Linked DNA regions of Homo sapiens: region 1 is linked to region 2. A link is a loop called in an ENCODE intact Hi-C map of the cell type or tissue named here. Cell type or tissue: IMR-90. All regions are shown on one strand. Links, peaks and the distances in the headings refer to the core of each region. The heading gives the core; the rest is flanking DNA.

Region 1 (13,197 bases), core at 2,204-10,203, 62 kb after region 2:
CTTATAAAGAGCAAAAATTTACAAAGTCATATTTTAGAAGCCATCTAATCTAACTTTTGCTTGTGGCAGATTAGGTAAATGAAGCTCAATGAAGTGTCAGAAGCGGACTATCATCTAAATCAGGGATATCCATATTGGCTTCCCTGGGCCACACTGGAAGAAAAAGAATTGTCTTTGGGATACACACAAAATACACTAACAATAGCTGACGAACTAAAAGAAAAAAAAACGCAAAAAAAAAATCATAATGTTTTAAGAAAGTTTACGAATTTATGTTGGGCTGCATTCAAAGCTGTCCTGAGCCGCATGTGGCCCGTGGGTTGACGATTGCACAAGCTTGATTGAAATGGCAATAAGTTCATAAGGAGAAAAGAATAACACAAAGCTTTAAGGTTAGATAAATTAAAAGATCTAGTTACAAATCAGGAAATTATTATCAGGTCTGCCCACACTAATTAACATTTTGAAATAATCTATAGGCAGAGAATAAGGCTTGTTTTACACAAAACCATAATGGGATGAATTTTATTGGTGGACAAAGCAAAGTTCAAATTGTTTAATTCCTTGTGGCAAGCTTGAGTCTTGGCTATTGCATCCCTACTAAATGTCGGAACAGCAACATGTAAAACTAAGACACGAGCATCAGCTATGTTTGTTTGTGTGTTTGTTTGTTTTGAGATGGAGTCTCGCGCTGTCGCCCAGGCTGGAGTGCAGTGGCACAATCTCAGCTCACTGCAACCTCCGCCTCCCGCGTTCAAGGGATTCTCCTGCCTCAGCCTCCTGAGTAGCTGGGACTACAGGCACATGCCACCATGCCCAGCTAATTTTTTGTATTTTTAGTAGAGCCGGGATTTCACCATGTTGGCCAGGATGGTCTCGATCTCCTAACCTTGTGATCCACCCGCCTCGGCCTCCCAAAGTGCTGGGATTACAGGCATGAGCCACTGCACCCAGCCTAACTATGTTAAAAATCAATAGTAATTTTGTTCTGGAATGCTATTGACAATTTCTGAACAACTATTATCTTCAAAGCATTGCACTAAGCAGTGCATGGGACACAAATACCAACAAGACTTAGACTGTGCTCTCAATAATTTATAATCTGATAGGAAATAAAGTCCCCAGATGCTTACATCTGTGGCACGCAGGATTACATGTAAAAACACATTGGAGGTGGCAGGGCCTATTTAAGTCCATTCCAAATGATAATCTGCTGCTGGTCCCAGGAGGCTGACAAAAAAATACACTGGAATTCTCTCACCCATGAGTCCACAACAGTGTAAAGAAAATTGGGCTTGAAGTTTGAATTCCAGCTCCCCTCCTTCACTAGCTAGATGACCTTGGCGATTTCAGATTAACATTTAATTAACCTGCATCTTTATTTTTATAAAATCAACATAATAATAATGATCTAAGTTAAAACATATGATTCTAGTATGCAGTATAAATATCTAATAATGATGACAATAATAATACCTAATCCTTATTAAGTACTTATTACATGCCTGGTGTTCTACATATTGTAACTCATTTAATCTTCAAAATAACTCTATAACATAGGTAATATTAACTATTAACTCTATAAGTACTGTATTTTATAGATGAGGAAACTAAGACACAGAGCGGTTAAGTAATTTTCCAAAGAGCACATAGCTACGTGTTAGAACTGGAATTCAGATCCAGGGAGACTGACTCTAGAGTCTATGCTTAAAAATGATTGTTGAAAGCATTCAGCAAGATCCCTGTAAGAAAGGAGTTGGCAAACCTTTAATAAGAAAATAACTGTCTTCAGTGCCCTTGAATTGGGACTTTTTGATGTAACACTGAAAACAGAGTGGGAAGACATGACCATCCTCACATCTAAAACAAGATGTGGTTGGGATCAATATTCCAGCCTAGTGAGATGAGGACTCAGTAAAAACCACAGAAAAATAGTTTATTTTAAATCGTATTTTAGAATTAAGCAATATTTTAAAATGTATTTCATAATAAATAAATATCCCAAAGATGATTTCACAATTAAAAAGATAAATATTAAATATTTGAGCCTGCTATATCTTCCCCTGACTTTTAATAAAGGCAAAGACATTTGCTTTGCTTGCAGTTTTTCAATAAACTATTGACAGTATGTATCTATTACAACACAATTTCATTAACTGTGAGATCTAATAATCTCAATAAATTTATCTTGAATATTCTCAGCTTCCTTGTTTTTCTTCAAATGGATAATAATTGATCTTTAATACAGAAACTTGCCCACTGTTCATCAAAATAGAGAAAAGAACAGCTTTATTTATAAATTCAGGGTTGGTATTACAATCCCTCAAACCCATTTAATTAAACAATATGATTTACTAAAGTTTGAGAACTTATGGACAAAACAAACATGTAGGAAATATGCTGTGGTTCCATGGCTTCAAAAGCCCAAAGCAAATGCACCATAACCAATCTGATCATGTCACAGAATTCCCTCATGCTAGAGCTGGGATGAATTCTAAAGATGACTTCATTCCACAGTCCTCCAATCTGCTAGTGTACTGGTATCACCTGGGAATTTCATTTTTAAAACTTTTTCTTTTTAAATTTAAACCTACAGAAAAGCTGAAAACAGTACTTCACCCAGATTCACCGGTTTTTTCGTATTTTGCTAATTTGAGATCTTTCTTGCTTTTCCGCATTTTTGGTATTATCTTTGTTCTCACATCATTTTACTTACTGAATCATTTTAAAGTAAATTACAGATATGATAACCAGATTGGATGCTGTGGTCTGACACCTATATTCCTCTTCCCTCTTTAGGACTGAACTACTAATTTTCCCCATCAGCTGAAGAGTTTTGGCAATGAACAGCTTGCAGCTGAATCCCCTTCTGGAAATTATCCTTGGCTAAAGAGACACACTTTGATGAATGTCATGTACTCTTCCCTGGGGCAGTGTACACCCAGTGACTGGCTGATGCAGTGGTATAAAGGTCTGCTCCACTTGCCCTAAATTCAGGACAACTCCGTAAAGCCATCCCAGCCCCAGAGCTCTCTGTGCCATGAGCTGAGTTCTTTGTTGTGAGAGTATCACAGCTCCCCTTTCTCCCTAATCCTACTTCCTCACTCCCTCACAAGTGTTGAGTCCTTACAAACTTGCTGAGGAACTTAACCTGGGAAAACTCTTAAATAAGTCAGTATAATTAGATTAATTATAGTATTTAAGAATTTTATATAATATAATAAGTATAATAAGAAAATTCAGAAAATTTAACATTGATGCAATATGATAATCAAATTGTCAATACCATATTTTACCAATTGTCCTAATTTGTCCTTCATGGCAATTTTATTTTTTCTAATTCAAGATCCAATCCAGACCATATATTTTATTTAGTTGTCATACTGGTTTAGTCTCTCTTAACTCTAAAAAGTTCCTCAACTTTGCTTTGCTTTGCTTTGCTTTCCCAGACACTGACATTTTCGAAGAACATAGATCAGTTATTTTGTAGGATGCCCCTCAATTTGGGTTTGTCTGATTGCTTCTTTAGGATTAGATTTAGAGTTTGGTTTTCATAATTCATCAACTGGTCATACAACTTTTTCTAATTTTTAAGGTTATACAGCTAATTCTAAAATATCTAAAAATTTCCATCATCTTTATTTGAATTACTTGGCATATGATAGGCAATCTGCTCCACTGTAACCATTTATGTTAAAGCTATGTCTTTGGATTATAATGTAATCCTTTTGGGGACACCTTAAAATAATAATTAGGTATCCAAATTTAAGGTTCTGTCACAACTACAAGGTGTTTAACTGAGGCAAGTAACTGGGTGAATAGTTATCTTCTCTGATGACTAAGTCCACTCATATAGACGTTAAGAACTATTAATGTATCACACTCCACTTCGTTGTGTAAAATTGACAAATTTCTTTTGACACTAATCACAAGATGCATCATGAATTCAGAAATATTGAAGTGTGAAGGTAATATCCATTTTATGATTGAATCATGTGCTAAATACTGCATGCATCTTATTTAATACTGCATCTCATTTAACATTCACAGCAACTTTATAAGATTGCTATTAAAAATATTCCTATTTTATGGATGAGAAAACTCAGGCTCAGGGAGGGTAAGTAACTTTTATAAGATCACATAGTGAGTAAACAGCATAGTCAATATTCAAACACAGATCTTCTATTTATTTTATACCACATATGCAATTTCTTTTCCCAGTGTAGGCTTTCCCTAATATGAGTTTTATAATTCAGATTCCACACTCTCATTTAAAAATTCTGGGGTATCTACACTACTGTATGCTCCCAAATTCCTTAAGTACCAACTAGAGCTCTGAAACTACGTTAAACATTTTGAAGAACAGAAAAAAATCTGATAGAAGCATATCAACTTTCAAGAAATGTGCAACCTTAAATAATTTACAAATGTGAATGAGCAAAAAATACAAATCACCATTAAAGTACTAAATTGTACAGGGCTGTCCTACAGAAGTGCAGAGAAAAAAAATGACCTTTAGCCAGAATAATCATTGAAGTCTATACGAAAAATTGTCGTTCCAAACAATTTTCAGTAATTTGCAGCCAGTTAGTAAATGACTTTGTTAATGAGGACAACTGACAATAATAGTAAGAAACCAATAGTTCCCTTGCAAGGAAAGGGTCAAATCTATTGAACTAAAGTTGTCACAGGTTGAGTTCCTTGGCAAATTTATAAGGACCCAACACTTATGAGGGAGTGAGGAAGTAGGACTAGGTAGAGAGGGGAGCTGTGATACTCTCATAACAAAGAACTCAGCTCATGGCACAGCGAGTTCTGGGGCTGGGATGGCTTTACGGAATTGTCCTGAATTTGCAGCAAGTGGAACAGACCTTTATAGCACTGCATCAGCCAGTCACTGGGTGTGATTGTCACTTTAGGGAAACTGGGTATCTGGAGAGAAAAAGCCAAACATTTAGACTTTATTATCATCTGAATTCCCCATCCTCCTAATTCATATGCTGAAGTTCTAACCCCTAGTACCTCAGAATATGACCATATTTGAAAATAGGGCCTTTAAAGAGGTAATTAAGTTAAAATGAGGTTATTAGAGTAGACCCTAAGCACGGGGTCCTTACAAGAAGAGGAAATTTGGACACAGATTTGTGCAGAGGGACTTGCACAGATGGAAGACCATGTGAAAACACTGGGAGAAGAATGTCATCTACAAGCCAAGGAGAGAGGGCTGGAACGTATCTTTCCCTCAATGTCCAAAACAGGAACCAACCCTGCCTACACCTTGATCTCAGCCTTCTAGCCTTCAGCACTGTGAGATGATACCTTCTTTCATTTAAGCCACCCAGTCTATGGTACTTCGTTATGGCAGCCTTAGCAAACTAATACGGATTCCTCATCAGGTTCAGATTTTGCTAAATAAAATGTGTTTGTGAGGGTGGTACAAGCAACAGTGATATATTTCTTTAAGTATTTTCCCCCAGCCAAATTCCAACAAGACAATAATGTCTAATGCACTGTCTGGTGAATCGGAAAATCTCCTGAATGAAATAAGAGCCTCTAATACCCAAAAGGGAATGAAGTGAGTCATCACCACAGCCTGTGAATGAAAATAACTGCTCTGAGAAAACACATGTAAAAAATGACACCATGTGGATTAAATAGGGAAACACAAGTATATCCAGATAAATTGGGTGTTTTCCCTGTACCAATTACAGCTATTCTATAAATCCCAGATTATAAATCTTCATTCTTGCCTTTCTCTTGATCCTTCTCAGCTAGTTTGTCATGAAATATTATTTCTTTCTTTCTTATGTCTTTATATGGTAATCCGGTTCGACCATAAAAACAAAAATCTTGGAAGCACTATTCTTTTGTTTGAAGAAAAGATTTGGCCCAACTAAGGTTCTGTTATTTCAAGTAATATTTGATCACAAATTCTATCAAAACATCAGCTGACCCAATCTCATGCCCTCGAATCCACCCATTTTGCTACCAGTTAGTTTTTAGAATGTAGCTCTGATTGGTCCCTTTCCATGTTTAAAGACTACCATTAGTCACCCACCAGCTATTGACTGAAGCCCAAAGTCCTTGATCTGGCAGAACCTTCACAGCCTAGAATCAGTTCTGCATTTTCAGACTGTAGTCATCCTCCACCCCACCACCATATACTCTGCTTGCTAATAGGTGGCTATGCTTCATTCTCCAGACACTGTTCCATAGCATGTACGTATGACACTATCATTGCACATTATGTTTATGATAGGTAATATGTCTGACTTTATCATCATATTATACTCACCTTGGAGTCTAAGACCTGGTCTTCCACTTTCTTCAGTATCACCAGTGGCAGTGGCACAGGAGTAGTAACATTCAATCATTTTTCACCTTCTCAGAGAGGCCTTCACTTAATTCCTTAGCTAGGATAATAATTCTCTCTCCCCACACCTTGTCCTGCTTTATTTTTCTTCTTGGCACTATCAACATCAGACATATGACATATATTTTCAGGGTCACGTATTTTATAATCTCTCTCTTCCCACTTGAAAATAAATTCCAAAAAGTCAGGACTTTGGCCCATTCACTGTTCTATCCTCAGTGCCTAGATATGTGGCATACAAGAGACACTCAATAAATATTTTCTGAATAAGTGAATTCATTCAGCAAATATTTATTGGCAGTTTACTATGTGCCATGAAATATTATAGAAACCAGCAATCCAGCAGTGAACCAACAAAGGCCTTTCTCTCGTGGAACTCAATACTCTCTGGAAGAAGGCAAAAGCAAAAATAAGAAAACAAAAATCTCATTTTATATAACTTCAGATAGTGCTAGTAGGTATGCAATTACTATTTCTGTAATTGAATAGAACTTACACTGATTCAGGATTCACAAATATTTTGTGAATAACTTAATTTTTTTCAGGTATTACCAAAAGTAATATATGAATTAATTTATTTTTGGAACTAAAGTCAATACAAGAATAAACTGTAAAAGAAAGCATCATAACATAATACCCCTGTAGCAATAAAAATAATGTATTTTAAAAGATAGAATTTTCAAATGTGTTACATAAAACAAGACAAAATAAAGTTTCATTAGAAGCATAGCACAGGGACACTTTTATGAAGCATATAACATCAGAAGCAGTAGAAAGCAGCTTTGACTAAGTCTTTTGATATGACACATATAAAGGGATAAAACTGGGGAGAATTTTTGTTTGTAAAATATATTAGCACTGCTTAATAAGAATAATCGTCGATTTATATAGTACTCGGAAATCCATTAATGCAAGTGATATTACAGATTGGCATACATCTTACTATCTTCAAAAAAAATCCAAACTTTGCCACAGCATTATTTGGTACCTGATATGTCAAGCCCTATATCTGTTGTCATTCTGAACTGGAAATCTAGTCTTTTATGTGGCCAAAGATATTTAGTGGTATTTTAGGATTTTAAAAAAATACTGAGCCCTAGTTATAATAGAAAAAATTCTATAACATGACTTATTAACTTGAAGTCCTCCACTTCTGATTAGCCTGGTCCAGAGGTAAAGGAGTACGAAGAGCCACCTAAAAAGCATAGTGTTTGGGAATGTGGATTGGTGACTCATATTTGGACTTCATTAATAAGAGAGGTTGGGTTCCCTAGGGAGAAAGGACTGTTATCAAAAGCTACTAGAGGCTAGAGAGTCAGAGAATCTCTTTAATAAAATATGAAAGGTGAGGAAATATAAGTAACTCTATAATCTAAATGTAACGTGGCATAAACACTTAATTCTGAACTTGTATAACTGAAATATATAGCATCTGTAAAGACCATGTTTCCAAAATTTTGTATAAGTTTCATAGAATAATGTTGAATTGATATTATTATTTTTAGCATACTAAATTTTAAGCTGGTTAATGCCAAATTCCAAGATTTTTACATTTTAATTTTATTCCTAAAGGAAAGGAAAAAGAAGAAATTCTTGAAACTTCAATAATTAATATTATTTCTACTACTTCCTTCAAATTTTGTCACAATAAAAAAATCACAGAAGCAGGAAAACAATTTTTAAAAGCAGCTCAAGGCAATTAATCATTTGAAATACAACTACTTCAAGGAAAGTCAGGACAAACCAAAATCCATCTTGGCTCATGAAAAAACAAAACCTTATTGTTTGCAAATGTCTTGAGAGACCTCTTGAGAGATCTTTATTTTTTTCTATGAGAGTACAAATAATAAATAAATATTTTTAAATGAAAATGGGTAAAAGTTTTGAGAATTTGTATTTAATACTTAGTATACCACCTTGATGTAACTACCATTTATTTATTTGTTTCCCCTCTCCCTGATTCATTTCTGTTGAGACAGATCAAAACTTCTCGAAGTTGACTAGTTTCACATGGAAGCTAGAAGACCAAATACAGGACTATACCCATAAAGAAGAGTCACCTGGCATGAGAAGGTGAAACTCATGATTACTCTACAAGTCTTCAACATGTAGTTACCTTCCATTATTTATTAATATTATTCCCACCAAAAGAGAACTCTGATCCAGTTATTCAGTGTGCCGTACTGGCTTGGAAACATTCAATACTCCCCATCACCACTACAAGCACTACAGAGATCCAAAGATTCTCACCCCTTCCAACATCCTTAACCAAAAGACATATTCAGAAACAGGAAATAACAAAAGTTTCATACTCTCTCTTTTTTATTGAGACCTCTGAAGACCTCCCACCCACCCTCACAAACACTCACACACCCATGACTAGAATTACAGTTGTTATTTCAATGGGAAGAAATGACGCGGGGCAGGAAATGAGAATCTGTTAGATGAGAAGAGCAGTCTTCTCATCCTAATATTTGAGACATTCCTCTTTCATTTTCCTATGACTCATGCTTCTTTCTTTCTGGCATCTTGTTGGAGGAGGAGGAGGAGGTGGGCAAACCCAGTGTTTTGACCAAAAAAAAAAAAATCTTAATACCAAAAGCAATAGAAAATTCCAAGAAATGTATGGAGAAAACAAGGGCTATTGGTCTAAAAATCTATAGTTAGTACAAACTGACACTGGGTAACTGGGTAGCTTCAAGTAGTCTCAGTTAACAGAATTCATGTTTGTATTGTAAAAAGGAAAGATCTAGAAAATCTGATTTAAACTAAACAATAAACTTCAAAAATAAAAGCAAATTTGTCTGTTTCTGAGATAGGGTTTTGGAGAATGATGTTCTAACATTTGTTTGTAATGGAAAAATAAGAACTAACTAGATTTGTAAATATGCGCTGACCTGACAAAAAACTCTAATGAATGGCTTATAACAGACATGGAAAGTTATGGTTGAGAAAATTTTTTTCAAAAAGAACATAACAGGGAGCAGAGAACGAAATTTAATTTTGGAAGAGTAAAATTTGCCATTTGGAGATCATTCACTCATTCAACAAGTATTTAATGAGTTCCTACCATGTACCAGACACAAACTAGGTCTTGGTTTTATGGTGGTGGGGAAAAAAAATGTCATGATCTTTACTCTTTGGCACTAATTTTTTAATACTGAAGAATAAATTTGAATGAGTATCCTTGGGGCTGTGGTGTATTAGTCCATTTTTACACTGCTAATAAAAAATCCTAGAAGAAAACCTAGGCAATACCATTCAGGACATAGGCATGGGCAAGGACTTCATGTCTAAAACACCAAAAGCAATGGCAACAAAAGCCAAAATTGACAAATGGGATCTAACTAAACTAAAGAGCTTCTGCACAGCAAAAGAAACTACCATCAGAGTGAACAGGCAAACTACAGAATGGGAGAAAATTTTCACAACCTACTCATCTGACAAAGGGCTGATATCCAGAATCTACAATGAACTCAAACAAATTTACAAGAAAAATACAAACAACCCCATCAAAAAGTGGGCGAAGGGCATGAACAGACACTTCTCAAAAGAAGACATTTATGCAGCCAAAAAACACATGAAAAAATGCTCATCATCACTGGCCATCAGAGAAATGCAAATCAAAACCACAATGAGATAGATACCATCTCACACCAGTTAGAATGGCGATCATTAAAAAGTCAGGAAACAACAGGTCCTGGAGAGGATGTGGAGAAATAGGAACACTTTTACACTGTTGGTGGGACTGTAAACTAGTTCAACCATTGAGGAAGTCAGTGTGGAGATTCCTCAGGGATCTAGAACTAGAAATACCATTTGACTCAGTCATCCCATTACTGGGTATATACCCAAAGGACTATAAATCATGCTGCTATAAAGACACATGCACACGTATGTTTATTGCGGCATTATTCACAATAGCAAAGACTTGGAACCAACCTAAATGTCCAACAATGATAGACTGGATTAAGAAAATGTGGCACATACTATGAAGAAAATGTGGCACATATTAAGAAAATGTGGAATACTATGCAGCCATAAAAAATCATGAGTTCATGTCCGTTGTAGGGACGTGGATGAAACTGGAAATCATCATTCTCAGTAAACTATCGCAAGGACAAAAACCAAACACCGCATGTTCTCACTCATAGGTGGGAATTGAACAATGAGAACACATGGACACAGGAAGGGGAACATCACACTCCGGGGACTGTTGTGGGGTGGGGGGAGGGGGAATGGATAGCATTAGGAGATATACCTAATGCTAAATGATGAGTTAATGGGTGCAGTACACCAACATAGCACATGTATACATACGTAACAAACCTGCACATTGTGCACGTGTACCCTAAAACTTAAAGTATAATAATAATAAAATTAAATTAAAAAAAAGAGACATATCCAAGACTGGGCAATTTACAAAAGAAAGCGGTTTAATGGGACTTACAGTTCCACGTGGCTGGGGAAGTCTCACAATCATGGTAGAAGGCAAGGAGGAGCAAGTCACGTCTTACATGGATGGCATCAGGCAAAGCAAGAGCTTGTGCAGGGAAACTCTCATTTTTTAAATTGGATTATGAGGAAGTCTTCTATGAGAATAATATAAACTAAAGCCTAAAAGAGAGAAAGAGAGAGTGAGGAGAAGAGAGTTTTAGGCCAAAACAAACAAACAAACAAACAAACACAAACCAACCTTCAAAAAACTAAAATAGGTATGGCTAAATAGTGAGAGAAAGTTTTTAGGAAGTTGGAGAAGCAGGCTATTGTAATAGACATGTATTGTCTTGTGTATTATGGGAAAGCATTTGAAATCCTAGAGGGGTTTTTAAAAGTCAGAGATTTAAGATTTTACAAAGATCTCTTCAAATGCTGAATGGAGAAACAACTGAATAAAGGACAAGAGTGGAAACAGAGAGAACAGATAAAGAAAAGATACAATGAGATTGTAGCTTAGCTAGTAGAAGGACAGTTAAGTTGGAGAGAAGTGAATTGACTCAAATATATTTTGGAAATTGAACAGATGACATTTCTGACAGACTGGATATTAAAGATAAGAGAAAGGGATATATCAAGAACCATTCATAGGCTTTGGCAAGAATATATAAATTGGTGGGAATTCTATTTACTGATGACAGAAAGGTGCAAGGAACAGCAGATTTGAATGGGAAATAGAATGTTTAATATTAAACATGTAAAGTTTGAGATACCTGGAAGTAATTTTAGGGGGAATGTTAAGTAAGCATTTGTTTGTTGGGTCTAGAGTTCTAAAGGGAGGAATGTGTTGAAGAGATTAAGCTACAGAGTCTTTGACATACAATTAGTAGTTAAATCCTTGGTAATGGTTGACATCACCAAGGTTAATACTCCACTGGTATGCACCAGTACAGCCAAAATGGTCCTTGACCTTTCTATACCCAGTTAGTAAATAGATCAGACTCTAAGTATGGGTTTGATAGCAGATTAGATACATTTGAAGAAAGTGTTAGTGAAATAGAAAATAAGTCAGAAGAAAATATCCAGAATAAAAAAAAAAGCAGAAAGACAAAAAGATAGGAAATATAAAAGATAGGATAGGAGATTTAGAGGATATAGTGAGTAGGTCTAACATAGGCTTAATTGGAGCCCTAAACAGAGAAGAGAGAATTGGGATAGTATTATCTGAAAGGATAATGATTGAGGAATTTCTGCGACTGATGCAAGGCATCAATCCACAGGTTGAAAAAGAGCTCCAAACCCCAACTAGGATTAAAAAGATACACAATTTAAACATCATAGAAAAACTGCAGAAAATAAAAGACAAATAAGAAATATTAAAACCAATCTGAGAAAAAGAGGCAGATTACTTTAGGAATAAAAATCAGACTGACAGCTTGCTTCTCAAAAGAAACAATGAGAACCAAAAGTTAATGGAAGGATATTGTTCATGTGCTTAACAAAAATAATTGGCAAACTAGAAAGCTATACCTCCCCAAATAAATATAGAGAATAAAGGTAAAATAAAATTATCTTCAGACAAAATCTAAAAGATATATAAACCAAACTAAAGGAAATACTAAAGAATATTCTTCAGGAAAAAGGGAAATGATTTAGATGGAAGATTAGAAATGTAGAAAAAAGGAAAACAACAAAAATGATAATATGTGGAAAGATGTAGATGAACATCGACTGTATAAATATAGAAAGAATTAAAATGCACAAAAATAACAGCATGTAACTTGGAAGGTCAGTAAATATTGCTCATTTATTCTAATTCATTCTAATTAATATAGCTACTATTAATTAATATTAGATATAATAAGTAAGGGATTCAGGCTATAAGCTCTAGAGTAATCACTAAAAACTGCAGAAAACAAAAGACAAATAGGATCTTTTTTTTTTTGGGGAGATGAAGTCTTGCTATGTTGCCCAGGCTGGTCTTGAATTCCTGGGCTCAAGCGATTGTCCTGCCTCAGCTTCCCAAAGTGCTGGGATTACAGGTGCGAGCTATTGTGGCCCACAAATGGGAAAGCTTAAAACCAACCAGAGGAAAAAGGGCAGATTACCTTTAAAGGATTAAAATTCAAATTGATAGCTTGCTCAGTAAAAGAATATAAATAGTAAAAGAATACAAAATTCCTGGATCAATTGAGGAAAAAATATAATAATAAACGAAAGTAAGCCAAGCACAGAATACAGAACAAGTGCAACAAATAGAAAACACATGGTAAGATGATATAAATACAACTATAAAAATAAATACAATACATATAAATTAAATGCTTCAATTAAAATAATGATTTTCATTTATATTTAAAAACAAACTATAGACTGTTTGCAAAAGA
Region 2 (13,197 bases), core at 1,752-9,751:
TCTTAAGTGGTAGGCAAAACTGATCCTTGAAAGCATGATATAGAAGAGGTCATGCACAGATATTTCCTGGGCACCTATTAATTTCCAGGTACTTTATGCTACTTCTGCCTCCTTACTGGGGACACTACTTATTCAATAGGATTATTTCCTTTGGGCAGCAAAAAAGTGCTCTTTTTGTGAAATGGGGAAAACCTTACCCACTTCACAGGCTTTAGGGGGATTTGCAATGTATGATAGTTATTTGTTTACTTGTCAGTCTTGCCTACTAGACTGTAAGTCCTTGAAGTCAGCAGTAGTGTCTCAATTATGTGTGTATAACCAGAACCTATCACAGTGGCAGATACATAGCTGATTCATAATAAATAGTTTGACTGAGCATGAATTATTCAATTGATTAATATATCTGAAATGCTCAGCTAGTTATTCTCTTATCCAATTTCTTCTAGAAATAATGTTCTTCTAATAACTCTTTTAATGACTGATATTACTATCTCTTTTGTGACTGTGTTTAAAGAAGACTTCTGGAGATGCAAAGCTTCAACCTGATACAATCAATTTCAAGCATAAGATAGGCTGGTGATAGGAATTTGTTGGAAAGAGAGCCTTTAGAATGCATCACACTTAACCATCTTTTCTACAAAAAGAAGTCCTGGTGATTACATTCTAATTAAAAAACTGCACTTTCAAACAACATAATCTTATTCCATTCCTGAATTCATGGGAAAAGGCTTTCTAGTACTATCCAAGATGGAAAAATATAACCTGGGAATAATGAATGTTCTATGAGCTTCTCTCAGAATTTATCATAGTTCAAAGAACTGAGGATTGTTCATTTGCTCAGAAACCTTCAACTAAAAGATTTTCTAGACACCCTGAGAATCAAATTACGCACAAAATTTTGTTTTGCCTCAAATCACTGTATGCCAGGTCAGACAGGAGATACCTGTCCTCCGAAAGAATAATACTCAAGCTCTGCCTACTAGTGCAGCCAACCTTATCTATATAGAAAACACTAAAAAAGGTAAGAGAAAGAAAAAGCTAGTCATCTATTTAGAGGAATCACCCATTATTTTTTCTTTTTTTTATTATTATTATACTTTAAGTTTTAGGGTACATGTGCACAACGTGCAGGTTTGTTACATATGTATACATGTGCCCTGTTGGTGTGCTGCACCCACCAACTCGTCATTTAGCGTTAGGTATATCTCCTAATGCTATCCCTTCCCCCTCCCCCCACCCCACAACAGTCCCCGGTGTGTGATGCTCCCCTTCCTGTGTCCACGTGTTCTCATTGTTCAATTCCCACCTATGAGTGAGAATATGCAGTGTTTGGTTTTTTGTCCTTGCGATAGTTTGCTGAGAATGATGGTTTCCAGCTTCATCTATGTCCCTACAAAGGACATGAACTCATCATTTTTTATGGCTGCATAGTATTCCATGGTGTATATGTGCCACATTTTCTTAGTCCAGTCTATCATTGTGGGACATTTGGGTTGGTTCCAAGTCTTTGCTATTGTGAATAGTGCCACAATAAACATACGTGTGCATGTGTCTTTATAGCAGCATGATTTATAATCCTTTGGGTATATACCCAGTAATGGGATGGCTGGGTCAAATGGTATTTCTAGTTCTATATCCCTGAGGAATCGCCACACCAACTTCCACAATGGTTGAACTATTTACAGTCCCACAAACAGTGTAAAAGTGTTCCTATTTCTCCACATCCTCTCCAGCACCTGTTGTTTCTTGACTTTTTAATGATCGCCATTCAAAAACAAATATTTAAAGAATGATATGTCTATCTCTGTCCTCACTAATATTTAACCTCTATCCTATCACTTGAAAGCAAGAACAATGAGAAAGAGAAACAAAAGATAAATGAGAACTGATGAACAGAGAACATTCCTGATTCCTAAGAAGCAAGTAAGAGTGCAGTGTACGCCAAAAGCTTGTCTTAATGTAAAACTAAATTGTTTAACCCTGCTCCCTTGAACTAATGACTGAGAAAATCAAGTCTGTCATGATGTATGACAAGACATGGTCTTCAGGACAACATCTGCTTTTGGCCTTCACTCATACCTCATTGACACTAGGGTACTGAAAACTAGGGCTAATACTGATCATTGCCATGGACAGTAGGATAATCTTAACAAACACCATTTCAGAGACTGGCAATTTCTAAAACTCCTTTGTAACTATATTAAATGTTTGAATTTTCTGTCCTTTCTCTTTTCCAGGGGAGACATATATAATTCATAAAATAGCTACTGGAGGTATTAGAACAAATATGATGAAAATTGAGTATTCTGGAATACACTAAACAGGTAATCAGATCTTGAATAATCAAAAGTTGATTTTTAAAACCACGCCCCTTGTTTCTCTTAAATCTGTTGTTAAATTCTATAACCCCTTAAAGAATCTTTAAACATGGAACTACATATTGAACAAAATCATGTATTCCCTTAAAGTGATGCATTTATTATGTGAAATCCTCTCTATATATTTTCTCTTGATAATTTCAGTGATAGATTATCATTTTAATTCTAATTTTCTCAGATATTAAATAAAGCTTCAATCAACAAGATTGAATCTATAATACATTCATATTTATTCATCTATACCTGTATTTGAATAACATATTTTGTTTGAACATTTTCAACAAATTTGGAGGGTATATCTGGAGTACTGCTAAATAGCCTACTCAAAATTTACTGAGACAGAGAGAGCTGGTGCTCATAATTATCCATATTCTTCTCTTATTCCTGGGTATAAGGCTAGAATACATTTTCCAGTCTCCATTGCAGTTAGGTGTAACCAGATGACTGAGTTTAGTTCAATGGAATGTGAAGAAAAGAGATGTGCACAGTTCCAGGCCCAGCTTATAAAATTGTATCTCATGTAATTCCCTAATCCTGAATGAAGAGGACTCCAAGAAATGAGAAACAGATAAAGCTACACAAATGGAAGGAACTTGGCTTCTGGAAGGCATGGAACAAGGACCTCGCAGACTGCAAGGATGTATATAAGCAATAAATAAGATTTTATTGTGATATACTACTGTGGTTTTAGAGATTGTTAAATGGACAAGAATTACTAGAACTGACTAACACAGGTTTGGCTATTTTTTTTTCTTTTGTAAGGAGTAGAGTAGCACATAATTATAAAGATTTCAATGAATTATGTTGAGAAACTTTTATTATTTGAATTCTGGTCTAATTTAATAAATCTGGGTCCCAAATACTCATTAATTCCTCATGATCTGAATGCCACTCCAAGGATACACAATCTTAGTGTCATATCAGCAAGAGCTGGGAAGGTGAGAGAGGAGAGGAAAGAGTCTAAAAATCTCTCTATAGGGAATTCTTATTTGAAAGCCAGTCTAAAAACAAAGGTTTTTTTTATTTGTTTGTTTGTTTGTTTTTGAGCCAGTTGTAGCAATGTCCTATGTGAGGAACACTTGGGGGCCCACTGAGAGAGGTACAATGTCAAAGGAAAAACAAGGTGAAGAATCAATGTGAAAGAAATTTCAACAACCAAAGAGATAGTAATTTTTAAACAGCTATATCCAACGTGTTATATATGCTGTGATTGCCTTCGCAGAGGTCACTGAAACCAAAGTCCAGCTCAGGGGACATTTGATTGCTGATTCAAAAGGATGCATCATAAGATTAAGATGTTATGTACAAATCAAGAAATGGTTCCAAAACAAGAAATTAAGTATGCTGAGAAATTCAGTATCTGTTGACTATCTGAGATTTTTCAATCAATCCCTAAAACAGAATGGTGAACATAAGGTTGTAACCAATTCCACTGCTAAATCATTTCAGAATTGTTAAAAATTCCTGTTAATGTGGAAAACTCTAGTACTTAAATATTTAAAAGTATTGTGCGGTTGTCTAAATCTCTTCACAGATCTCTAAGAACTTGTTTTATGAATCTGGGTGCCTCAGTATTGGGTGCCTACATATTTAGGATAGTTAGCTCTTCTTTAGGATTGAATCCTTTATCATTATGCAATGTCTTTCTTTGTCCTTTCTGATCACTCTTGTTTTAAAGTCTTTTTTATCTAATACAAAAATAGCAACTCTTGCTCTTTTTTGTTTTCTGTTTGCATGATAGATCTTTCTCCATCCCTTTACTTTGAGTCTATAGGTGTAGTTACTGGTGAGATGGGTCTCTTGAAGACAGCAGACAATTGGGTCATGGTTCTTTATCCAGCTTGTACCTAGCCTTTTAAGTGGGGCATTTAGCCCATTCACATTCAAGGCCAATATTGATATGTTAGGATTTGATTCTGTCATCATGTTGTTAGCTGGTTATTATGTAGACTTGATTGTGCAGTTACTTTATATTGACAATGGGCTATGTATTCAAGTGTTTTTTGGTGGCAAGTACTGTTCTTTTATTTCCATGTTTAGTACTCCCTTTAAGACCGCTTGTAAGGCAAATCTAGCGGTAATATATTCCCTGAGCATTTGCTTATCTGAAAGGAATTTAATTTTCCTTTGCTTATGAAGCATTGGTGAGATATGAAATTCTTGGTTGGAATTTCTTTTCTTTAAGAATGCTGAAAATAGGCCCCCAATCTCTTCTGACTTGTAAGGTTTCTGAAGATCTGATGTTAGCCTGATGGAGCTCCCTTTGTAAGCGACCTGCCTCTTCCATCTAGCTGCCTTTAACATTTTTCTTTCACAATAACCTTGAAGAATCTGATGACTATACATCTTGGGGATGGTTGTCTTGTATAGTATCACACAGGGGATCTCTGAATTTCTTGAATTTGTATGTTGACCTCTCTAGCAAATTGGGAAAATTTTCATGAACTATATTCTCAAATATGTTTTCCAAGTTGTTTGCTCTTTCTCCTCTTTCAGGAATGGCAATGAGTCACAGATTTGGTCTCTTTATACAATCCCATATTGCTTGGAGGTTTTGTTCATTTCTTTACATTCTTTTCATTTTTGTTTGCCTGTATTGTTTTGAAGGAGCGGTCTTCAAGCTCTCAGATTCTTTCCTCTGCTTGGTCTACTCTGTTGTTTTTGCTTCCAATTGTACTTTGAAACTCCTGTAGTAAATTCCTCATCTTTGAAATTTCAGTTTGCTTCATTCTTAAAATGGTTATGTCATCTTTTAACTCTTGGATCGTTTTACTGTTTTGCTTGGATTGGGTTTCAACTTGTTTTATGTCTTGATGAACTTCCTTGCCATCCAATTCTGAATTCTATGTCTAACATTTCAGACATTAACCTGAAATTGTGACACTGTGTTTTCCATGGAGTATAATAAAGGAAAAACTCCTATTCCTGAATGACTCTGAATCCCTAGAACTATTCCCCTTTGCCTCCATAGATTGTCAGTTCCCAGTGAACATCTGTTCCATATCCTTTCATAAAAAGGATATGGAAATACAGATGTTGTTTTGCAATTAAGCTGCTTCTTGTTTATATAGCAAAGATTCACACAAGGTGCTCCAGATAATATAGTGATAATGTGGCATATAAAGTTTTGTTAAAACTTTTTAAATTATTGCAATTATAGAAAAATTTAACAATGTTAATGCCACATTTCATTAATTCTAAAATACACATTTTTCTATATTTTAACATTTCTGAACTTAAGACTTGTCTTAAATAGGTGGCATCTTATATTCTCTATTATCCAGGGAGCAGTCATGTTGGGGCTGTCACTGAAGGAGTGAACTAGGTTTATATTCTTGCACATGACCAGACAGTTGCAATGCCTTGATCTTAATTAATGTCTACAACTTTATAATTTGAGGAAGGAATATCAAGATTGGTTATTGTCAAAAAAAAAAAACCTTTCACTGAAATATTCTAGAAGACAGGAAAATGCCAGTTTCAAAACTGGCAGATTGGATGAGTATTAGTGACTTGAAAGAAAATACTACAGATAATACTGGATTAATATTTTAGGAACAGCTATAGCACTAATGTTCTTGATGATAGAAGAGATAATATGTATGAAAAACAGATACTGACAATTTGAGTTTAAAAGTGATTCAGAAGAATTGAACTCTGAATGCAAAGATGTTTGACAAGTATAATAAATGCATTCTGTTTAAATTTTCTTTTTGCTTGAGTGCTCAGAAGTAATTATTTAAAAATCCACATATAAATGAGTCTAAAATAATTCTTTTGGCAAGTATAAAATAAAAATCTGAAGCAATAAGAAAGTATTATGTTACAGTTTAATTAGATTTTTTTTGGTAGTACATGAGGTATATCTCTGGGTGTTGTTTTTTTTTTTTTTTTGACTGAGTCTCACTCTGTTGCCTAAGCTGGAGTGCAGTGGCGTGATCTCAGCTCACTGCAACCTCCATCTCCCCAGTTCAAGTGATTTTCCTGCCTCAGCCTCCTGAACAGCTGGGACTACAGATGTGCACCACCATGTCCAGCTAATTTTTGAATTTTTGTAGAGGCAGGGTTTTACCATGTTGGTCAGGCTAGTCTCAAACTCCTGACCTCGTGATCCGCCTGCCTTGGCCTCCCAAAGTGCTGGGATTACAGGCATGAGCCACCGCATCCAGCCAGGTATATCTTTTAATAGAAAGAATTTTAGATTCAATAGAATCTGAAAACAAAGTTACTCCTTCAATATAGTAGAGAATGTTAGCTCCTTGACTAGTAAATTTTTATTACAATTTTCTAGGAATTTTAAAATTTATATTTAACTTATATATACATAATGGGACTGTTACATAATGAGATTGAACAATTCTAAAACTGATTTAGTTACTTTGTAGTCATAATGAATCTCTATTTGTATTGACTCATTTTATTTAAGTAAAAATAATTCATAGAAGAGTGGACAAAATACCTTCTTGTTTTATTTAACACAAAAATTTAAATCAGTTACATATTTTTGCTTGTGTATATGTCGTGTGTATAGTCATAAGACAAGCAAATATTCAACAGTATAACACTTGTGTGGTGAGCATTGAAATAGCAAGAGTTCTAACCTCACAAAATCAGCTGGGCATGGTGCTCACAGCTAGAATCCCAGCACTTTGGGAGGTCGAGGTGGGTAAATCACCTGAAGTCAGGAGTTTGAGACTAGCCTGGCCAACATGGTGAAACCTCATCTCTACCAAAAATACAAAGATTAGCCGAGCATGGTGGCACACAGCTGTAATCCCAGCTACTCGGGAGGCTGAGTGAGGCAGAAGAATTGCTTGAACCTAGGAGGTGGAAGTTGCAGTGAGCTGAGATCGCACTACTACACTCCAGCCTGGGCAAGACAGTGAGACTCTGTCTCAAAAAAAAAAAAAAAAAAATCATTTGCAAAATGGTACTTATTTCCCTGGTTGCATTTAAAATGGCAAAATTTAACACTCATTCAAATCACTGTTTAAATACAACCCAATCATAAATGTAATAGATAATTGATGACCTATATTATTACCATATGCCAAAAAAGTTGAGAAAGCACTTATTAGTATTATTATATTATATATTGACAAACCATGATTGTATATATTTATGGGGTACAAAGTGAGGCTATTATTTTTAATGCAATATGAAATAATTAAATCAAGCTAATTAACCTATCCATCACCTGGAATATTTGGCATTTTTTTGTCATAAGATTGAGATCTACTCTCAAGATATTGAAATGTACAGTAATCAATTATTAGCTATATTTACCATTATGTGCAATAGATCTAAAAAATCATAATCATTCTTTTTATCTAATTGTGGCTTTTTACCCTTTGATTATCATCCCCATTCCTCCCACCTCCCAGCCTCTGGTAACCAGCATTCTATTGTTTTGAGGAAGCACTTCTTAAAACAATAACATAGAAAATATTTCCTCTTTAGTGGCAAAAATTTGAGATTTTTCACATTAGAAATTATCAGTATATAGAATAAGTTCATAGAAAAGCATTTTAATAAATTTAGAATATTTATAAAATAATCCGATGAATAGGGTACATGTGTTAGAGTCACTACTGGGCAGTTTAAAAACTGTTTGCTTGTTTTACAAAATCAACTAGAATGAGGTGGGAAGTTATGCTTATCACCAAGGGGAAGAGCTATCTAAGATTAGAAGTCATGTTTGCCTTGGAAAAAATGTCAAGCTGCCATTATACGCTGACTAAAATGAAATATTTTGTCTACGTGGTATTTTTCTATGTTTTGTATGAAAATAAACACAGCAGCTCTGAGAAATAATTACACAATTATTCTGTAGTCTTTGATTTACACTAAGTAGTTAATAAAACTAGTCTTGAAATGTCTTTACTGTCAGTGGTGTAGTTCTCCGATTTTAATCTTTCTGCTAAATGTTTTATGTTATTTCTCATTCCAGTTCATGATGTTATCACTATTTCTGATAAAGGTTTCCTCAGACTAAGGAAATCAGGTCAACTCATTTATGCTATCCATAAATGCATTGGATCTGGGCATCTATTTGATCAAATAAAAACAACCAAAGTAGTTGAAATTCTGAACTGAGTCAAGGTTGAAGCCACACACTATCAGGTTTTTGTTGTGGTGGTCCATAATTCCAATATTTCCATGTCTTTCTTCAGTGGGAGATAATACATCTAAAAACTGTTGAGAAAAATGTTTTTCTTCTACTCACAGAATAATACATTTAAACACACAGACATATTTAAAGCTGATTTAAAAAACATTTTAATAAACAGCTTTTTAATTGTATCTTTGCACAGGTCAATAAACAGATAAACACAGACAAATATTGCCTTACAATTATGTGTATGGCTCAATCTTAGCTTTTTTTCTGTTTTCCAAATATGACTGCCCTCCTACCTATCATTTCACTTAAAGTGATATAAAAAAGGGTCCAGGATAAGAAGAAAGCTCAAATGATTTCAGTTATTGGATGAGAACAAAAATAAAATTACTATCGAAAAACATCTATAGAGAACATATCATCCCTTGAAGTGACTAAGAAAAAGTCATGAAGAGAAAATTATCTATTGAAATCTCATGTTAAATAATCAGTAATTACTAAATATAGACTAGTCTCCTTACAGATACTCTTAAGAGCTCCAAGAGACTAAGAAACCTCAAAAGGAAAATTGTTACTCTAATTAATTTGTTCAGGATACATTCCTTCTTAATGTAACTTGGCTACTTCTGTCTTACCACATTATAACATATAACATTTACAGAAAGCAAAGCACAGAGTAAATTCAGGGTCATTGCGTAAATTACAACCTTGCTGAATGCCCCTTCAATGAAATGGGTTGAGGGGAGAAAATGCTAATGGTTTTAAACAGTAGGCTTCTCTTCAAGATAACTCAAATTCCAATTAATAAATCATTTATATGAGCTCAAATCTTAGCTTTCAGTAGAAGAAAGATAAACTGATCCTGAAAGCAGGCAGTCTCAGGGAGGAAAAAATCAAGTTTCTTTATTATGCTTCTAAATAAGCAACAGTCAAGAAGTATAGCAAAGCCTACAAAGCTAACAACAACAACAAAAAATGGCAAAGCTAAATCAAGAGTCACTGATACACGCGAACCTTCCCCCTGAGATTTCTTTCCAGGATAATATATTCATGAGAAACACATTTTCTTCTAGTAAGAGATTAAGTCATGGGGGAAACCTTTCCCCATCTCCTTCAATATTTAATGATGCTAAGAAAATATACTGAATGGAATGGTTTGCATTTCATAATGCCATCAAAGCTATCATTTCAAGTCTAACATGGTGGTAGATGCCCATAGATTTGTGTTCAACTTTTCATATAAGAAACTTCTAGATGTGGTACACTTATTATAAGAGAGTAACTCTAATGGTGGCTATTTCAGGCCAGGCTGCTTGTCAGTAAGGAAGATATTTTTAAGCAGAGGAGCTTCTCAGTGTCTTTCTTTTTTTTTTTTTTTTTTTGAGACGGAGTCTCGCTCTGTCGCCCAGGCTGGAGTGCAGTGGCGCAATCTCGGCTCACTGCAAGCTCCGCCTCCCGGGTTCACGCCATTCTCCTGCCTCAGCCTCCCAAGTAGCTGGGACTACAGGCGCCCGCCACTACGCCCGGCTAATTTTTTGTATTTTTAGTAGAGACGGGGTTTCACCGTTTTAGCCGGGATGGTCTCGATCTCCTGACCTCGTGATCCGCCCGCCTCGGCCTCCCAAAGTGCTGGGATTACAGGCGTGAGCCACCGCGCCCGGCCCCAGTGTCTTTCAATCTGTACATTTCAGGTAGTGTTTACATTATCAGCCAGCTCTTTGAGCAAATACTTAAAAGATTGTGTATACACAATCTTGCTTTGCATTTAGTGTGAACTGGACTACACAAATAAGGCCTATGTTAATAGCAGGAAAGAAAAATGGCCCAAACTGCTTTACTTTCTAATTGTTCAGTGTCAAACTGTGTAGCAGAATAGAAGTTTTAATTATGTAATTATTTTTCTGCATTAGGCTCTTATTCTTGAAAATGACAGCTATCAATGAAACACAAGACAGAGTCCAGAAATAGATAGGGGTAATATGGAATGTAATATATGGCTAAGATCTCTAATTCAGAGAGAAAAAAACTGTTTATTTAACAAATGATGCTGGAATAAATGGCTATCCAATTAAAAGAAAACAAAGGCATACCCGTCTCACATTACTGACAAAAAGAATCTCACACACATTATATATTTAAAAGAAAAATAAAATAATGGAAAAAATTAGGGGAATAGTTTTGATGTTGATGTAGGGGAGATCTTTCTAAACAACATAAGTAACAAGGAAATATGAAAAAGGAGAGTTTACTTAAAACTTTAAAGCATTGAGGGAAAAAGACACCATAACAAAGATATGACTAAGACAAAGGGCCTTTTGTGGTATCATTATGTCCGACTGTTGGGAGAGAAAAGGGAGTAGGAAATAGTGCCTTCTGTCTTCATCTTTCCATGCTATCTGCTAAGAAGTGTATCATCCTGACTGTCTTTATTTGTAGACGTATACTCTTTAGAGCTGCATTGCTACTCACAGAGGACAGCAAGGTCTAGCCAGGTCTGACTATTACAGTTGCAGCTACTTCCATACAATCTAAGTAGGGAGACAGAATAATGGCTCCCACAAATATATCTACATCATAACTCCTGGAACCTGTGAATGAATATGGCACCTAACACAGCAAAAATAATTTTGCAAATATTATTGTTATGGATTTTAAAAATTAAGAGATAATTTATGCACTATAAAATTCATCATTTTAAAGGGCATAATTAAGTAATTTTTAGTTTATTCGGAGTTGTGCCACCATTACCGCAATCAATTTTGGAACATTTTTATTTCCCTAAAAATAAACTCCATATACATTAGCTGTCACTCTCCATTTTCCTCGAACTCTCTCAGTTTCTAGTAATCATTAATCTACTCTCAGTCTCTATGGATTTGCCTATATTGAATTTACCATACAGTATGGGGTCCTTTGTGACTGGCTTCTTTCACTTAGCATAAAGTTTCAAGGTTCATCTACGTTGTAGTATACGTCAGTACTTCATTCCTTTCTATTGCCAAATAATATTCCATTTTGTGGTTATGCCATATTTGATTTATTTATCAGTTGATGGACATTTGGGTTGTTTCCACTTTATGGCTATAATAAATAATGCTGTTATAACATTTATGAATAAGTTTTTGATATGTTTTAGATATCGAAGTTTAGATATGGTTTGAGATTTGAAGATATGTTTAATTTATCTTGGGTATAACCTGGGAGTGGAATTACTGGGTCATATGGTAACTCTATGTTTATGGCAAACTGTGTTCCAAAGAGGCCAAACCATTTTACATCGCCACTAGCAATGTAATGAAGATTCCAATTTCTCCATATCCTCACCAACACTTGCTATTATCTATCTTCTTGATTATTGCCAACCTAGTGGGTGTGAAGTACTATCTCATGATTTTGGTATGCGTTTCCCTAATAGTTAACGATGTTGAGCATGTTTTCACATGCTTATTGTCCATTTGCGTTATCTTGTTTGGAGCAATAGGTATTCGGATCCTTTATTCATTTTAATTGGGTTATTTGTCTTTATTGTTGAGTTACATGCATTCTTTATATGTTCTGGATACAAGCCTCTCATCAAATATATGAAACAAAAATATTTTCACATTCTTGATGGGTATTTGAAGCACAAGTCTTTAATTTTGATGAAGTCTGATTTATATGTTTTTCTTTTTTTCACTTGTGCATTTGTATTGTACCTAAAAATGCTTTACTTAACTCAAGGTCATAAAGATTTTCTCCCATGCTTTCTTCAAATGTTTTTGTAGTCTTAGCTCTTATATTTAGGTCTATGATGCAACTGGAGTAATTTTTGTGCATAGTATAAAGAAGAAGTAAAATTCTAATCTTTTGCAGATGGATATGAAGCTGTCATAACACCATTTGTTGACAAGATGGATCCTTCTCTATTAAATTATCTTGTCACCCTTGTCAAAAAACAAATTAGTTACATCTACATATTAAGAAAGCACTTCCAATGACACACTGTTAAGTGAGGAAAATAAGTTATAGAATAATGTGCATATTGTCTCATTTTAATAAAAACAGACACTAACTTTCTATACATGTGTATATACATTTATATTTGTGTTTGTATACATGCAGGGTATGACATACTTATAGGGCTTGTCTCATTTATAGCTTCTACGGAGATGCATTCCTGATTTTTTATCTTGGTGGTGGTTTTATTTTCTTCAGATCTCCTAAATTCCCATGAAGCCCTAACCATAGTCTGTGGAGCTCCTGTCTATGCAATTGTTGGTCACTTCTTCCCAGTTATGGAGATGTTTATAACGCCCTTCGCAATGTCAAAGAGTTTTCATCTATGTCTAAAAGCCTGCTGAACTTTATTATCTGGCCTCTCGTATATTTCCTTTTGGGTGCCCTCTCACCTCTAGCCAACAGCAACCTTCATTTTCACAAATAACAACACTTTTTTTTAGCACTCTTGCTGTACTTCCAGTCAAATTACTTGCATGCTTTTTATTAGGCATTTGGGGCCTAAACTTTTCACCTGAACATAAATTAATGGCAGAAAGATAGATCATGTTAAAAATAAAAAGGTTTACAATTTTTTTAAGGAAAAGAATTGGTTTAGTGGCAATCATGTAAACTGAAGAAAGCAGAGAATGGAACACTAGTATTTACAAGTGTAAAACTAGGCAACAGTATGGACTAGTCACTCTTATCAAATATGATCCTTTG

What was found. Hi-C counts contacts between places; a loop is a spot of excess contacts. Peaks named below come from ENCODE experiments on the same cell type or tissue, not always from the same donor. Only the 100,000 strongest peaks of a DNase experiment are listed, where the experiment ranks them.
Region 1: a loop joins it to region 2, with 2.1 times the contacts of the local background. A loop is called at or near these places in 2 of 110 quality-filtered maps.

What each region holds. Positions count from the first base shown.
Region 1 is chr5:33,252,677-33,265,873 of GRCh38, forward strand. LINC02160 (long intergenic non-protein coding RNA 2160) reads left to right here. Exons shown (of 4, transcript NR_147008.1): 4 at 2,800-2,877. LOC124900637 (a long non-coding RNA gene) reads right to left here. Exons shown (of 2, transcript XR_007058725.1): 2 at 10,792-10,990. Among named protein-coding and RNA genes, the nearest start is that of LINC02160, 30 kb to the left of the region's middle. In IMR-90, for the core only: a CTCF peak has its summit at 5,646; DNase peaks (open chromatin) are centred at 5,575 and 8,815.
Region 2 is chr5:33,190,906-33,204,102 of GRCh38, forward strand. No RefSeq gene overlaps it. Among named protein-coding and RNA genes, the nearest start is that of LINC02160, 32 kb to the right of the region's middle. In IMR-90, for the core only: no CTCF peak of the experiment used is centred there; a DNase peak (open chromatin) is centred at 5,026.